Linked DNA regions of Mus musculus: region 2 is linked to region 1. The links are chromatin contacts, found by Hi-C or POLR2A ChIA-PET in ENCODE. All regions are on one chromosome and are shown on one strand. The core of a region is the stretch at or near the end of the contact, and the rest is flanking DNA. Distances in the headings are between cores, read along the strand shown.

Evidence for each region. Hi-C counts contacts between places; a loop is a spot of excess contacts on that map. ChIA-PET counts read pairs that join two places held with the same protein, here RNA polymerase II (POLR2A).
Region 2: a map of gastrocnemius shows a loop between it and region 1 (2.0-fold over the local background). The contact joins two enhancer-like sites. A Hi-C loop is called at or near these places in 7 of 37 maps with a recorded cell type or tissue (adrenal gland, gastrocnemius, heart and 1 more). POLR2A ChIA-PET finds 5 or more read pairs at or near these places in 1 of 5 experiments (Patski).

Annotation. Positions count from the first base shown.
Region 1 is chr1:74,003,653-74,007,140 of GRCm38, reverse strand. All of the region lies in intron 4 of Tns1 (tensin 1), which reads left to right. Among named protein-coding and RNA genes, the nearest start is that of Gm39664, 26 kb to the left of the region's middle. Within about 2 kb of position 1,918, at least 2 of the 3 ENCODE cell types and tissues checked have a DNase peak (open chromatin) inside an H3K27ac peak, as active enhancers do; they include gastrocnemius and heart, where a contact is called at or near this core.
Region 2 is chr1:74,041,354-74,044,739 of GRCm38, reverse strand. All of the region lies in intron 3 of Tns1 (tensin 1), which reads left to right. Among named protein-coding and RNA genes, the nearest start is that of Gm39664, 12 kb to the right of the region's middle. Within about 2 kb of position 1,939, at least 2 of the 3 ENCODE cell types and tissues checked have a DNase peak (open chromatin) inside an H3K27ac peak, as active enhancers do; they include gastrocnemius and heart, where a contact is called at or near this core.

The DNA of each region.
Region 1 (3,488 bases), core at 669-3,168:
GTGGTCTCCACATCTGTGCATTCAGGTGCATGCACACACGCACATGCACACACGCACATGCACACATGCGCACACATGCGCACACATGCACAGAGAGAGCAGAGGGAGGGGAATGTTGGGGGGAATGAGCAAGAGGCTGAGAGAGGCTGTGAGCCTATAAGGGGCAGAGTTTAAATGCCCGTTCTCTACCTGTGACCACTGCAGTCTTTCACCATTCACTTGTCTCCCTGTGAGGTGAGTTAAGGTCATTTTCCAAGGAACCTTCAGGGCTGTAATGGAAGCAGCAGCACCTGGTCCCTAGTCTGCTGCAAGTCAAAGCTGTTGTTCTTGCTTTAGCCTTGGGAAAAGCTGCCTCAGGATCATGGCTGCTGTAGGGAGAGGCAGTGAGGCAGCTAGGGTGCAAAGATGTGAGCAGTGGTCTCAGGGACAGGGATACTGTGCAGAATGCAAGACAGGTGTGATGGGGATCCACCTTCAATGTCCAGACCTGGCCTGGCAGGGCTTAGGGACCCTGGGTGAGGCCAGCATTGTCCTTGTTTAGACTTTATATCAATCAGCCTCATAGCTGACTTTGAGATGCCAACTGACCCCAGGAGAGAGGCAGGGAAGTGACCGTGGGAATGGGCTCTGCAGGCCTGGGGCAGACCTTGTATTTATTCAAGATGCTGGCAGGTCTTCCATCTGTACTTCAGTTCCTATTATGGATTAGGATGCGGGGGCGGGGGGCGGTAAAGTTTCAAGGCCCTCTAAAACTTGTCTTGGAGCAGCATGTGAGGATGTAGTGTGCATGTGCCTATGTCTATACATGTGTGTATGCCTTTGTACATATGGTGTCAAAAGGTCCTTACCTAAAACTTAACAAAGATGAAGGTAAAGGCTTTTCTATGTTCAGGGGACCTAGGATGCTGCTGGGTGCCAATCAATGCTGAGCATAATAAGGTATCAGAGAAGAGAGCAAGGATACTTGTTCACACCACATATACTTCCCAAGGGCTCACAGTGTGCTGGGCACTGTTCTATCCTCAGAGTGGACGTTGCTCATATGTCAGTGAGAGGCAGGACGTTCTAAAGGATGTTATTAAGTATAAAATAGAGTGTTGGAGGGCAGTGTGTTCTAAGAAGAAAACTCAGGGATTGAAGAGATGGCTCAATAATTAAGAGCACTTACTGCTCTTGCAGAAGACCTAGGTTCAGTTCCGAGCACCCATGTCAGGTGACCAGACACGTCAGTTCTAGGTGATCTGATGCTCTCTTCTGGTCCACAGGTACTTGCACACACACAGTACACGTATGTACACTCAGGTGCATACATGCATGCACATACATAAAAAACTAAACATCTTTTTCTTTCTAAGACTAAAAGTCAACCAGAGAGTTAGTGTATGTACGTGCGTACATGCGTGTGTATATGTGTGTGTGTGTGTGTGTGTGTGTGTGTGTGTGTGTGTCCTTGTATGGGGGCTTACACTTGTGGTGTAATCAGGGCAGTTGTCTGAGGCTGCTACTTCTGAATTCCCAGCTGGGGGGACCAGAAATGAGTATCTCCAACAGGGTCCCGGATGGATCTAAGAGCAGACAGCCCAGCTCATGCCTGACTGCAGTTAACTACAGGGTGACCCAAAGCAGGTCCTAGTGGGTCCATAGGAGCTTCCCCACTGTGCCATGTGAGCTTGGGCAGCCTTAGCTGACTCTGCTTAGCTGGGACCAGTCCCTGCACTTTTCTGTTTTCAGGTAATCTAAGGCTGGTAGTGGTTAGTCCTGGAGAACTAGGGTAGAGGGGGTGCATACATGCCGGGCTGGGGGTTATGAACTCTGGAGGGCAGTCTGGGTGTTTGGAAATTTTTAGCTCCTTGGGAGACATGTGGGACAGTGTGTTGAAGGCATCTGACTGATGGTGAGTCTTGCCCATGGCTGGCCTCCAGCTGGCAAGGGGAAGGGGTGGGGGCAGAGGGGACAGTACTCAGATGATCCCTGGCAGGAAGGGCGAGTTTCTCCCGCTCTGCTGAGGCCTGTAGTTTTATACTAAATCTTATGGCTCAGAGAAGGCTGACAGGGGTTTGACTAGGACTGGGTGAGGTGGACCTCCATGTTATGGGGGAACCTCAGGGTAAGAGGTTAGCCGTAAGGACTAGCCTGTGCTGGGAGACAGGCCCTCTTCATAGGGGGCCTTTATTCTACTTGCTCAACATGCATTTCACTAGGCAGCCATGCTGGTGGGCAGCAAGGACAAGCAACCTCCTTTTGGTCACCCTGTAGTTAACAGCAGTCAGGCGTGGGCTGGGTTGTCTGCTCTTAGAGCCATCTGAGACCCCGTTGGAGATACACATTTCTGGTCCCTGCAGTATGGGATCATTCAGAAGTTCTAGGTTGGTGGGACACCCAGTGCCAATACCTTTCAGGGAGTCACAGTCCCCTCCTGGAGTGGCAGATAGAACTCTAGGAGCAATGGGGAGGTGAGCCTGGTCTAGGAAACTCCCATTCCTCATTATTCACTCTTCTGGGCACTTTTAGGATGAAGCCCTGGTGTTGACTTGGGTGGAGGGAGAATGGCTGGGATGGTCTATCCATGCATGTTTATTGATGGCCCGCTTCTGGTCCCCCTGGTCCCTGGCATGAGGGAGTTTCTACTGAGTTGTCACGGTGATTTCTTTGGGTGAAGGTAGACCAGGAATCCAAAATCAGGGCTGGAGAGCTGGCTTAGCAGGTAAGAGCACGTGCTGCTCACGCAGGAGACCTGAGTTCAGTTCCCAGCACTGTGTGGAATGGCTTCCAACAATATGTAAATGCAGTTCCAGAGATCCGATGCTTCTGGCCTGAATGAGTTCCTGCACTCATGTGAACAAATCCACACCCATGTATATGCACATGCACATAATTCAAAGAATAAAAACAAATCTTAAATTACCAAATTAACTGTGGTTGGATAAACACAGTGTATAGGGCCAGGTTAGACTATTCCTTTAGAAAAGCACGGATGGGAAGGCTAATGGGATACTACATGGGGTATAATCAGAGGAGGAGCCTACCAAGGAGGAGAAGGCATGGTGTGCAGTGAGCATGGGAGTGTTTTGTGTGTGTGTGTATGCGTGTGTGTGTGTGTGTGTGTGTGTGTGTGTGAGTACATGCATGCATGAGTGTGTGTGTGTGCCATAGGTACCAAGGATGAGGCCAGCAAGTCACTGGAGATATGGGACTTGGCAGTGATCCCAGGAGCCCATGCTTTTGGGCTTCTCTCGTCATATCTTGTTTGTTTTCTGGGGCTAACAGGCCATGGTGTTCCCTGCCTCTGTGGGTTCTTACCCTAGATAGACAGTGGAGGTGAAAGCCCTGGGAAGATGGAGCAAGAGTGTTTTGTCCTGTTGTCCCCATTAATTGGGAGTTTGAGGCTTGCATGGGCACCTAGTGTGGTCAGGTAGAACTGGGTGGCTCTACTGCTAATAAGATTGTGTTTCATTTTTGCAAATGCTGCCTCCCCACTTGGGACCAGC
Region 2 (3,386 bases), core at 690-3,189, 38 kb before region 1:
CCTGAAGATGAGAGGACAGTTTGTTAATGCAATGGTTTACTTGGGACAGCATGTGCCAGCCAAGTGTCCAGCCACCATCTGGACCATCTCACCTCCCTTCTGTCCAGCATCCAGCCTGGCTAAAGGTCAGCTTGTGGTGTGACTAGCATACTCCCCAGAGGCCACTGCCCACAGTCCTGGCCATGTTACAAGATTGTCCCCTTCGTAATAGCTGCTCCTGGCTTTCTCTGCCTCTTGGGCAGTCAGTGGGGACTGGGACTGGGCCCAGGGTCCCAGGGGTTTATAGATATTGGGCAGGGACAGGAGGTGGTGGAAGGTGGAGACCTGCCTCACTTTCCCAAGGCCATCTTCACATGTGTGATTATGCACCTCCATCTTTGTCATCTAAACTAAAAGAGCAGTCCTTGTGTTCCTATCCAGTGGACTTTTATTAGAGTCATTGATGTCCTCTAGATATGCGATGGTATAGGCATAAAGGAGAACCTGACATTTCTCTTGGTGTCTGATTAGTGTGGAGTAATCCAGAACCTTCGTCTCCTTGGATCTAAACTCTGTATTTCTGTGAATGCACTCAAAAGTACTGGTGTCTTCTGAGGACGATCACATTCTACTGCTAACAAAGCTGAACTCTTTGCCTTCAATGGTTGACGTTTCCTGGATTGAATTATTATTAATGTTTGTTATTAATGTGGGGCCACTGTTGAGGACAGTAGCCCAAGAGAAAAGTTCCCTTCCTAGTTCTGACATACGTATAAAGTCAGTTTGGTGTCTTTGCTCTTCTTTCGCCCCACCCCCTTGTGTGTCCCTCCTACACCTCAGCCTCATTACTGATAAGTATGTTGAACAAGCCAGGGCAGAGGACAGAGCCCTTTGGCAAGTCAGGAAGTTGACATTGATCTATTAATCAGCACCCCTTTGCTGGCTAGGAACCCACTAGGCTCCCATTCTCCAAGAATGTCGCTGTGATTCCTGGCACTGGGAACCTCCACCCATGCAATCTGGGTTTCTTAGACTACAGGGCTGGGGGTGGTCTGGTGTGTGAGGGAGGGGCTCTTAGGCTCCCTGGAAGGACCCAGATTCAGGCAAGAGACTGCTAGAAAGGGATGGAAGGAGGGGGAGGGGATGCCCATGAGGAATCCTGCCCTAGAGGTAGGGAGGCCCCTGGGGACCTCCCAGCTTTAAAGCTGAGTTTCACCTGGGAGACCAGGGGTTTAAGTGCCTTCTGCCGAAGACTAATATCTGCTTAGAAATGTGCTCCCAAGAACGTTTGAGGGGCTTGGTGGCCATCAGAGAGGCTGTAACTGGGAGGCACCAAATCTTCACTTCAGTCCTGAAGCTGATGGGTCCAACTACTTTTCCTGGCAGAAAACTGAGGCAGGCTTAAGGGAAGGACTCTTGTGTGTATACTGGGGGAAGAACAGTAGACAGGCTGCTTCCCACTGCATCTCCTGCCCGTGCTGTCTGTCACCAAAGACTAAGAAAGCATCTGCACCCCACCCCCACACTCCAAGTGTAATTCTGTGGTTCCTGTCAGTGATAAAAATATATGTAAATAAGATGTAAATACAGCTGGGTACTGGCTCTAAGGAACCCATAAGTGAAAATTCAGCATCTGGAAGGGAAGAAGAAAGGGGCTTTTGGGGACAGTGGTATAGATGTGGCTTCAGGGGTTACCTCTGAAGGAGCCCTGGAAAGAGGTCTCTCAGGGGAGACACTGATGACAGCCTCCTGGAGAACAGTCCAGAGTTATTCTTAGCTGCAGAGGGAGGGGCACAGCTCAAATGCACAGACAGTGACTGATGCAGAGGGTGATCCTGGGGTCTGGCTTGCAGCCAGCTGAGCTTTTTGTAAGTCAAAGCCCAGAGTAGTCCCTTGCCCCTTGTCCCTTGGGAGAAGAAGAGGTATACCCAAGTGTGCCCTCCCCCTGGGACCTGCATGTCCACCTTTGTCCTCTCAGAGTCAGAGATGGAGGAGAGAGTGGGGTGCAGGCGCTAGAATGGGTGACTTTCCCATCACGGGAAGATTTTGGAGGTGTTCTTTCCTATAGGGGCATTTGGTCTGCCCCTGAGGGTGTGTGTGTGTCACAGGCCAGGTACCCTCCAGAGTCCCCAGCTGTGCTCTGAGGTGACAGGGTTATGCTCAGCTGCTGGCTAATCCTACAGAAGGGCTGTGAGCTCAGGTCTACAACCAGACAGGATCCTTGCCACCTCCCAGAGCTCCCTGGAACATTCATAGAAATTCACGTTGTGTATGTGGGGTTGGGAGAGGCTCCATGTAGACAGTCACTAGTTGCTGATTAAACTGCAATGAAGAGACATATGCAGGGTTCTGGGGACCCACTGTGTGGATATGCTGCTGTAAGGCTGGCACATTGCATCCAACACACTAGGTCTTGACCCATCTGTGTCCTATCTCTGTCCCTGTGCTTTCTTTGCTTCTGGGGCCTTTTGTGCCCTCTTCTGTCCTGTTGTCCTGTCTTCTTCCAATGGAAATGCTTGTTTTAGCACCTGCTCTGACATAGACCATTCGTTTCTCCCTGTCTTTTTCAATGGCTTTTCTGTTGCTCCACCCGCTCTTCTCCCTTTCTCTCTTGGCTCTCTGTGACCCACCCTTTGTACCCTCTCTCAGCTCCCAGCTTCCCTGCCACATCTCTCTATGGCCCCTCTTCAGCTGATAAGCAACCCGCGGGTCCTGCTAGGTGTCAGGCGCTGCCAGCTCCCTTCTGGGGTCTGGTCTCCTTACTGCCACTGTCGCCCTGTCTCCTGTGCTCACACTTAGCCTCTCGCTCTCCCTTCCCCCACCTCCACAGGGCTTCAACACTGGTTATTATTCAGTTTTATGAGAAACCTCCAGGCCTGCCCTGAATGGACTGACCACAACTGGAACCAGATGTGCGATTTAAGCTTGGGGATACGAGGGAGGGAGGAAGGGAGGGAGGAAAGGGCACGGCTGGCTTGAGGGGGGCTGGGAAACCCTGGGAACTGGGGAATGGAGGGGAGGCAGGGAAGACCTAGGCAGTTTGGAGAGGCAATAGGGAGGAAGTGAAGAAGGGAGCAGCAGACTGTTTTCAGAAAGTGCCTTTACGGTGGGATGGCTCCTCTCCCCGCACCAAGTCCTCTGGCTCCTCTGGTATGGTTTCTAGGTACTCTGAGTTCTAGGTTCTACCCAGACATGGGAGCGTGCATGAGCAAGAAAGGTCCCTGTTGGGCAGAGGCAGAGAGAGAAACCTCCACAGACTTTAGAGGATAGCTGGACGGGGATGGGCATTTCAGAGGGGCCCTTATGCTGCTGCAGACATGGGGGAGGGCAGGAGATGTCTGGGGGCCTCTGTATATCAATGTGACGCGTCCTGTATCCTCACATACTTGGGCTTTCTGATTGTGCAG